2 separate regions of the Homo sapiens genome follow, and region 1 is linked to region 2. Evidence: chromatin contacts called from ENCODE Hi-C or POLR2A ChIA-PET data. All regions are on one chromosome and are shown on one strand. The core of a region is the stretch at or near the end of the contact, and the rest is flanking DNA. Distances in the headings are between cores, read along the strand shown. Region 1 holds the start of ZSCAN31 (zinc finger and SCAN domain containing 31). Region 2 holds the start of H4C1 (H4 clustered histone 1).

Evidence for each region. A loop is a pair of places that touch in the nucleus more often than their neighbours do. ChIA-PET counts read pairs that join two places held with the same protein, here RNA polymerase II (POLR2A). Pooled maps may share reads with other maps.
Region 1: a loop to region 2 is called in a pooled map, with 7 times the contacts of the local background. The contact joins the promoter of ZSCAN31 here to the promoter of H4C1 in region 2. A Hi-C loop is called at or near these places in 1 of 168 maps with a recorded cell type or tissue (natural killer cell), 1 of 37 single-sample maps with no recorded cell type and 8 of 50 pooled maps. POLR2A ChIA-PET finds 5 or more read pairs at or near these places in 1 of 52 experiments (WTC11).

The regions. Positions count from the first base shown.
Region 1 is chr6:28,334,120-28,338,644 of GRCh38, reverse strand. It overlaps ZSCAN31 (zinc finger and SCAN domain containing 31), which reads left to right and starts at 2,497. Exons shown (of 4, transcript NM_030899.5): 1 at 2,497-2,563. RefSeq lists an enhancer at 2,832-2,951.
Region 2 is chr6:26,018,718-26,023,724 of GRCh38, reverse strand. It overlaps H4C1 (H4 clustered histone 1), which reads right to left and starts at 2,076. Exons shown (of 1, transcript NM_003538.4): 1 at 1,675-2,076. The coding sequence starts at 2,046. The coding sequence ends at 1,735. H3C1 (H3 clustered histone 1) reads right to left here and starts at 3,274. Exons shown (of 1, transcript NM_003529.3): 1 at 2,767-3,274. The coding sequence starts at 3,235. The coding sequence ends at 2,825. RefSeq lists enhancers at 1,482-1,711, 1,862-2,091, 1,313-2,128, 2,432-2,481, 2,512-2,611 and 2 more.

The DNA.
Region 1 (4,525 bases), core at 1,248-3,747, 2.3 Mb before region 2:
TTAAAATTTGTAGTATAGCTGGATGTGGTGGCAGCAGCTCACACCTTTAATCCCAGCATTTTGGGAGGCAGAAGCAAGAGGATTGCTTGAGCACAGGAGTTTAAGGTTGCAGTGATCACACCACTCCACCCCAGCTTAGTTGACAGAACGAGACCCTGTTCTGTCTCGTTTTGTAATTGTAATTATCATTACAATTACAAAAAAAATTGTAATGTGATGTAAAGAATGTATTTTCCATTCTATATTTATTTATTTATTTTTCGAGATGGGATCTCACTCTGTCAGCCACGCTGGAGTGCAGTGGCACAATCTCAGCTCACTGAAAACCCCACCTTCCAGGCTCAAGCAATCCTCCCACCTCAGACCCACAGGCATGTGCCACAATGCCTGGCTAATTTTTGTATTTTGGGTAGAGATGGGGTTTCACCACGTTGCCCAGGCTGGTCTTGAACTCCTGAGCTCATGCAATCTGCCTGCCTCAGCCTCCCAATGTGCTAGGATTATAGGCGTGAACCACCACGCCTGGCCTATTTTCCATTCTAAATCTCCATTTTTGTTTTTTTTCTTTTTCCTTCTTTATTTATTTATTTATTTAATTTTGGAGACAGGGTCTCAGTCTGTCACTCAAGCTAGAGTGCAGTGGCACGATCATGGCTACTGCAGCTGGTGATTATCCCTGCTCAGCCTCCCCAGTAGCTGAGACTAATAGCATGAGTAACTGTGCCTGGATAATATTTTTTATTTTTTGCAGAGACAGAGTCTCACTATGTCGCCCAGGCTTGTCTTGAACTCCTGGACTCAAGAGATCCTCCCATCTCGGCCTCTCAAAGTGTTGGGATTACAGGCGTGAGCTATTACACCTGACTTAAGTCTCCATTTTCATATCTATGTTTGTACTTGTAATTTTGTATTCCTTTTCTCAAATAAGGTCTCTTGAATTGTATAAGCTGGGTCTCTTTCTGTCTGTATTCCTTGTTACATTATAAACCCCATGAGGATGAGGACCTTGTGTCCTTCATTATTATTATATCCAGCAAGCCCTTGGCACAAAGATCGCATTCAATGGGAATCTATATAATTAATGAATGAGTTGTAAAAAATCAATTCAACCTCTTAACATGTATTATCTGTCTTCTCTATTTCTATTGCTACTGCCTTGATTCAGGCCCTCACTCTCTCTACCCTGGATTCTTGTAGTAGTCTCCTAGCTGGTCTCCCTGCCTGTAGTCTCATTTCCTTACAGTCCATCCCCACATGGCTGCCAAGATAACATTTCTAGATGTAAATTTGATCAGACTGCTCAAATTCCTTGGTTAGGGATCCAAAAAAAGTAAGAGCTGGTGCCCCTGCCACATATACCACTCTCCAGTCATGCTGATCAGCCCAGTTCTTTGGATGTACCAAAGGATTTCACCCCAGTTCTGCTTTTGTACATTTGATTCCCTCTCCCAGAAATTTATTTCCTTTGCTCCTTTTCCAGTGTACACTGGCAGATTCCTGCTGAGTCTTGTTTTGCCCCATTAGTTTTCCTCTCTCTTCCACGCCACGAATTCAAACTAATACATACATTTATTTCCTACATACGTACTTAGCATGTTCCAGAGGCTATTCTCATCGATTTACAAGCACTTATTTTATTTTACTTCATTTCACATGCACGTCTGTTTTACGCAGTTACTTGTTTACACGCTCTTCTTCTAGACTTTGGGATTCCAGAAGACAGAGGTTTGAGTGTAAAACACAAAATAACAAAACCACAACAAAAACAACTCTGTATTCTCGTCCCCACCATTACCATCTCTCCTTTGTGATGTCAAAGAGACCAGAGGAAGTGGACAGACTCGGGGAAGAATAGGTAAGTATTAGAGACAGAAAAAGTATGAAGTCCCTTCTGTGAGGACTAACAATAGTGATGCCATTTTACAACCTTGATGACTGTGTTCTCAAGAAACAAAGCAAATGTCAACCCCGTCCATAGCTTCAACAGAGCATAACAGCTCTAACCGCAACAGAGCCTAACGGCCCTAACCACATCTGTCCCCAGTTGGAAAGTGTCCAAACAGTTCCAACTAGCCAGCACTTCCCCAACCCCTCCCCAACAGAAACTTTATTATAAAAGCCTCAGCTTGTAAGCGATCAGGATCTCAGCCAGATTCCTAACTGGAACTCTTCGCAGGCTTTTCCTGTAAATAAACCTGTTTGGCCGTGGAATTGCCTCCTGTTACTCGCTCTCTACGTTTATATCTTCCTAACACCTTCCGGCTCTAATGTTTTGGGTCTCGATGACCATCTAACTCCTAAATGCTGGGGGCCGCTCCCCATAGAAATGCCTCGCCGGATTTCTCCGCCTCGCACCCAGTGGGACTGGGATTTTTGGCCCCGGGGTTTGCAATAAGGGAGTCACCAAGCAGCAGCCACCTCTGGAATTCCTAGAAAGGAAAGAGTTGCCTGGCTTCAGCCAGTGGGCTCAGAACGGCTGACGCATTTCCGGCCTTTGCGGTTGATCGGTCATTGGGGTGCTGCAGCCCCGCCACCTGTTCCGTAGCTTGCCGGTGCCCCGAAGGTGAGTCTTGGCCCCTTGTCGCGACCCGCCAGGTTCCCAGAAGATTTCAGGTCTGTGCCTTGGAGTAGGCGGGGAGGGAACGTCTGCGCAGGCGTGACCCCCGCCCCTACACATTCACTGGCCTGAAGCCCCCGTGGAGTAGGTGGAGGTCCCGCCCCTTATCCTGAAGATTAAACAGCCTTTCTTTGTCTGAGATAACGCCCGGAGTTCTTTGTCCTGCCTCCAAGACGATAAAGGAGCGCAGACACAAAGGTGAGGTTAGAGCGAAAGTTTAATAAGCGAAAGGAAAAAGCTCTCTGCCAGCAGAGAAGGGGTCCCGACCGGGAGTACCCATTATGGGGCCCGTTCTGGGGTTTTTATGGACTGGAAAGGAGAGGGAATGCGCTTAGTCTGCGGGCTGTCCTGGCGAACGCTTGACTCAGCTTGGTCCGGGACCAATCAGGAGCTGAAATGATGATTCATAGCTGCTGCTTAGCTTGGCCCAGGACCTATCAGAAGCCGAAGTGAAAGTTTGGCCCCGGACCAATCAGGGGCTGAGGTGATGATTCACAGAAGCTGGGCTTATAGTCCTAATAAAGGAAAGTAGAGCGCCTGCCGGAACCTACCAGAACCCACCGTGTCCATACCCACAAAAGGAGAAGAAACTTTTCCTGGGAACCTGCTGACTATACAAAGGACAAAGGCATTATGTGTCAGGCCTTGTTCCCTTATCTGAGTGAGCTGGAGGTTCTGTGCAAGTTTTTATCCAAATGGGCCCGAGGTTTTTCTATCTATGCAGCCGTGGGCATATCTCTAGGCACAACACCCTGTGCTAGTTCCCTTATCGGTGCCTGCAACCTGATTTTTTCCCCAGGCTTAGTTTTATGTTATGTGGGGATAAGACACTAAATCATGGGCGGGGGCAGGCTCTCCAGGGACCCTTCCCTTGCTATCCACCTAAGGCAAGCTAGGTAGCCCTTTCACAGGGTGGTGGGAGAGACCCCTAGAGAGGTCGGAGCTTTGCGGCGAAACCGAGGTCCAGAGGTAGAGAAGGGTCTCTCCCTGTCAAAAGCCTTATTTCCTATATACACGTAATTTTTATTTAATAAGTCAACATTATGCAATGTTTGTCGCATATGTTTTCTTTAAATATTGTAAAAACCACCAACCTCATAACTTGTCACCTCTAGTTTCTAATGCATCTCTAAAAATTGGGGACATTTCCCTACATAACCACAAGATTATTAGCACACCCAACTAAGTGTAGGCGCTTCACCTAACACCTAGTTCATGTTTAAATCCTTCCACCCCCTGTTGTCCCACAGATGTCTTTTATACCTGTTTGTACCAACTAGGATCCAATCATAGACCACTCACTGCATGTAGTTGAGTCTTAACCTAGGGCAATTTTACTCTTTGCCTCCCTTCCTCCCATCCCATTGCCTTGTTTAAAAGGAGGCTCTTCCAGTCTTCCTGTAGTGCATCCCCATTTCTGGATTTGACTGTTTCCTCATGGTATTTAAGGTCTTCTTCTGTTTTCTTGTCATCGTAATTGGTATCCTTTGGGATTTATTTTACAACACACATGATTTGTGATTTACATGATCTCTTTGTTGCTGTTGTTAATTATGCTGACGTGAATGAAAACATTCTCATGAATGAAAACATTCTCTTTTATGCTCTTTCTGCCATGTTTTTATTTCGGTGAAGGACAGTGGGGACACATCAAATTCTGCATTGTTTCACTCTTTGCTGTCTGACACCTCGTAAACACTTAGTAAATATATGTGAAATGAATTCCTTTGTGGATTACAGGCAATGCATAAAAACTTAATCTTGTATTTAGGATGAGCTCTTCCACTTCCTCCAGGGGTATACCTTGTATACATTTTTTAAATTATGGCTTTTATTTTATTGTATTGTAACTATATCCTCATGAGCTATAAACACCTCTATATTCCAAGCTCTTAGCTCAGCTCCATA
Region 2 (5,007 bases), core at 827-3,326:
CTTTGTTCTGAACAAGGACTGCATGAGTGTTAGGACTGAAGAAGGCCCAAGGTGGTGGTGGGTATGCCTAAGATGAGTATGACATATCAGCAATGCTATGAACATAGCAATGCTATGAAAGGCCAGGCAAAACGTAACAGGAGCTAGTCGTGGCTTATTGTTACAACGACTATACCTCCCATATGGGTAATCGATATCCACACACCCCTCTACATTGACTCTGGAATTCAGGAAAGGGAATTAAAATTTTCTAACTTATGTACCCCAATGATTTCAACAATATCTGGCATATGAGATCAATAAATATCTTTAAAATACCAACTAAGAAAGACATAAAATGACCCACCCTCCATACCAGGCTCATTTTTGCTCCTCTGATTCCTGAAACTATCCAGAATGCAGCTATGAATTCTCTCCATTGTCAGTTTTAAATTAAGCCAAGCTGGGTACTTGTGTAATTCCTCAAGAAATCCTGGATGAAAACTGTCAGGTGGAAAACAGGACCTCAAAATAAAGAGACATCCATCACTGAAGCTAACATCGTGAGGCTGAAATCAGTCCTATAACAATGGTACCAAAAAGAGCACAATGAGAGGCATTTGTGAATATTTACTCAGATGAGAGTAAGATATTTCCCTATCAGCTAACCTGAAGTTCACATCCCTTTTCCAGCTGAGTTCTGAAGCTAGATGTACTTAACTGGAACACATAACTGCATCAGGAACATCCTTTAAAACTATGGCTACCATGGCTTGACTGGACAAACCCCAGGCTTCCAGGTTTAGCACAGGTGGCCCTTCACAGACCAACATTGCCTATGCTACCAACCTCATGTCCTACCACCCTGCTTGCATCATTTCTCTCTCTGCATATATAAAAATATATGTGTATGTATATAATCAGCTTTATTGATATTTAATGTACCACAAAATTTGCCCACTTTAGGTACAGTTCAATGAATTTTACCGTGTTTTCTTAGTTGTACAACCATCATCACAATTTAATTTCGGAATATTTCTATCACCCAAATTTCCATTTCTGCGTAAAGGGGGAAAAAAAAAGGTTAACTGCTGAAGGCCGCGGTAACACTGAAAAAGGTGCCTTTTCTCTCTAAAACAGATTTTAATCTCCCCTGAATTTAGTGTCCTGGGTATTCCAGGAGTCTGAATAGGGTTTCAATTTTCAGGGTCTTTTTAATAGAGTAAAACTGTATTGGTGGCGATAAATTTAGTATTGCTCTCAGTACATGATTGAGGGATACTTAAATGTCTCTGTGATTTTATTTCATAATCGCTAAAAGATGGTTTTTTTTTTTCCTAAAACAGGGTTTTTGTTTTTTCTCAATAAGCTTCTTAGCTTCCCCTCCGGCTCCCTGGCTTGCCTCAGGAAATATTAGCTCATCAGTTCTGATTGGTTGACAGCTACGAATGGCCCTCATTGATTGGGCAGCGCTTCTTTGTCCCTTGGAAACTAATACAAATTTTTAACACTACTTTTTTTCCACTCTTTCTTCAGAGTTGGAATATCGTTGCTCCCCTACCCATATGTAGTGAGTGGAGGGCAAACTTGGAGTTCCCCTAATCTTTCCTTTTTAGGATGTCAGCTCAGTATCATTCATCTTAATTACACATTGAGCTTCTTGACTTAATGGATACAGCTCTTCTTTTGTTTAGTTGGGCGGCCCTGAAAAGGGCCTTTGGTTCAGAAATGCAAGCTGTGGAGAAATCAGCAACCTTAACCGCCAAAGCCATAAAGGGTGCGTCCCTGGCGCTTAAGCGCGTAGACCACGTCCATGGCAGTGACTGTCTTGCGCTTGGCGTGCTCCGTATAGGTGACAGCGTCACGGATCACGTTCTCCAAAAACACCTTGAGCACCCCGCGAGTCTCCTCGTAGATCAGACCAGAGATCCGCTTCACACCGCCACGCCGGGCCAGACGCCGGATGGCCGGCTTGGTGATGCCCTGGATGTTGTCACGCAACACCTTGCGGTGGCGCTTGGCACCCCCCTTACCCAAACCCTTCCCGCCCTTACCACGTCCAGACATGACTTCCCAAGAAGTGAACCAAGAGCAAGTGAGAGAATAGGAAACCGATCTTTATATATCTACGTTACCCCTGCCCCCACCTCCAGCGGACACTGAGACTGAAAAGCGCGCAGGCGGGAAATGTGACGCCTACAGTCCGCTCCTTTAACCCCTCCTCCAAGCCCCAGGAAATGGCGGGAGCAGCGATTGGGGGAGGGTGGGGAGATGAGGGTGGGACCAAGCAGGCTTGACCAATGGCCTTTATTTTCTTAACAGAGCTACAGGCTTTGAGGAACTGGGTTAAGAATTAAATGTAAACCCATTCTGACTCCAGAATTATTTTAAGTCGAACTTTTTTTTTAACCGAATCTCTCTGTCGCCCAGACTGGAGTACATTAGAGCCATCTCGATTCACTGAAACCTCTGCCTCTCAGGTTCAAGTGTTTCTCCTGCCTCAGCCTTCAGAGTGTAGCTGGGATTACAAGCGCTCGCCGTCGCGCCCGGCGTGTTTTTGTATTTTTCGTAGAGACGGGATTCGGCCATGTTGGCCAGGCTGATCCCGAACTCCTGATTTCTGGTAATCCGCCCGCCTCAGCCTCTCAAAGTGCTTGAATTACAGGCGTGAGTCACCGCGACCGGCCGAAATCGATTGGTTTTGAAGCCTTCAGTAGCATTAAAACGAAAAGTGCTCCCAATGCATTCCCTTTTGTCTTAAATTGGTTTCTTACAGCTACTTTACTTGAAAAGGTGGTGGCTCTGAAAAGAGCCTTTGCTTGGACCGTCAGAGAGACCACAGTAATCACGCCCTCTCTCCGCGGATGCGGCGGGCGAGCTGGATGTCCTTGGGCATGATAGTGACGCGCTTGGCGTGGATGGCGCACAGGTTAGTGTCCTCAAATAGCCCTACCAAGTAGGCCTCGCACGCCTCCTGCAGAGCCATCACAGCGGAGCTCTGGAAACGCAGGTCTGTTTTAAAGTCCTGCGCAATCTCGCGCACCAGGCGCTGGAAAGGTAGTTTACGAATAAGCAGTTCAGTGGACTTCTGATAACGGCGGATCTCGCGCAGAGCCACGGTGCCCGGCCGGTAGCGGTGGGGCTTTTTCACGCCGCCGGTGGCCGGAGCGCTTTTGCGGGCTGCCTTAGTGGCCAACTGTTTGCGTGGCGCCTTGCCACCAGTAGACTTCCGAGCAGTTTGCTTAGTGCGAGCCATGACGGAAAAACAGCACAGCGGAACACCCAACACTAGCGCAAATACGCCCATGAGCTGCTCTATTTATAGTGTGTAAAGTGCAGTGATTGGATGATAGAAGACGCTAAATATGACGTTACACACTCTGATTGGTCTATCTTTAAGCCAGCAACAATCGTGCAGTTTCACCGGCTACTATATTCTATTCCAACTCTACAGATGATTATTTAAGTGGTATTTTATTACTACTATTATTTTATTTTACTTTTGCTTTGTTCCCCAAGCTGGTCTTAAACTTGGGCTCAAAGGATCTTCCCGCCTCAGCATCCAGAGTAGCTGGGATTACAGGGGAGCCCCACTGCGCCGGCTTGGACTTTAATTTTTTAAACTTGTCCTCTTCTACATCTGGTTTTCATAACCTGAAGGCTGTGTTTATTTTCCATAAAACAAGGCATTGATTCCAAAGGTATTATAATTCCCCAATTCCGTATAACCTTCAGCTCTTTAGGAAAAAAAAAAAAAAAAAAAAAAAGAGGGAATACTGCTCACCTCCTCTCCGGAAATGTACCCTTTACGGGAATTTCTGAAACCTTTCACAAGAATTGGATTCCTTTGTAATGCTTTAATTGACTTAGGAGTGTTATTGAAATCTACAAAGCATCTCAAACATAGTAGGATTACACTATTACTCAGAAACATTTTCTATGAGACGTCTTTCTCTTGATTATGCTCTTTGAATCCTAAACTTGCAGCGTTCTGCAGCTTTTGTTTTCTAAAGCCTAGGTGTACTCTGCCAGTCACAAAATGGCGTTTCTCCAGCACTGCCGCCAGGTACCACCAGCTGGGAGTTGTTCCTCTTGCGGAGCAGGAGGTGGACTTGGCCCAAGAGAAACTGGATAGTGGTTCGCAAGGAACATAATTTAGCATTGCCAAGAGCTAATGCAATCATTTTGAAAATCTCAAAACACTGAAAAGTGGATTGTGACCTTTTTAAATTCACAAGAGACAGGCCACATTCTATCTTTTGATTGGTTTAGGCTATTTTCTTGAACAGCCATTTAGAAAGCAGATCTATCATCCTTCATTTGCATGGAGCGTTCCCATTTTATTTGAAACCAGTTTAACCCAATAGAAAAAAGGGAGGCAGAACCCATTATTTAAAGTGGAAACTCCTGAATCAGATAATTAGGAGTATTTCCTTTTCAAAAGTTGCGTTTTTTCAGATACCTCGCTTATTACACTAAGAAAGGTTTATATCTTTCACAAAGGGTTTACTTACAAAAATCTTCCAATTTTGTATACCTGTGTTTCATAACTGACTAGCCGTCAAACCAAGATGTAGAGTTTCCAACCGTTATTTTCCAAATTTTTAGAAATTACGTGAAATATTTGAATGCATGCCTTCTCAATAAAATGGGACGTAGGAAGCACTGGTGCAGAAGATGGGTACAATACTTATCTGGGACCACTCCATTATTTGGTTGGCACGTTGTTTGAACAAAAAGGGGAAAAGCTCAGGTTACTTAGCATGGTTCGGACTTATTTGAAAACTACCACAGCAGGAGCGGAAATAAGACCGCATTACCTCACTCTCTGCTGTGCTGTGCTAGGGGGTTATCCAGAATAGGATTGTAGAAGTGGATGTCGATTTAATAGTTTTTTATTCTCCCATTAGCTGAGTCTCTGATTGGCAATGTGAGATCGTTTTAGCTTATTGATACTTTGAAATGCACTTAACAGCCACAAACAAGTTAAAGGGTTGTTACCATAAAATCTTATCCCCAGGGTGTGCT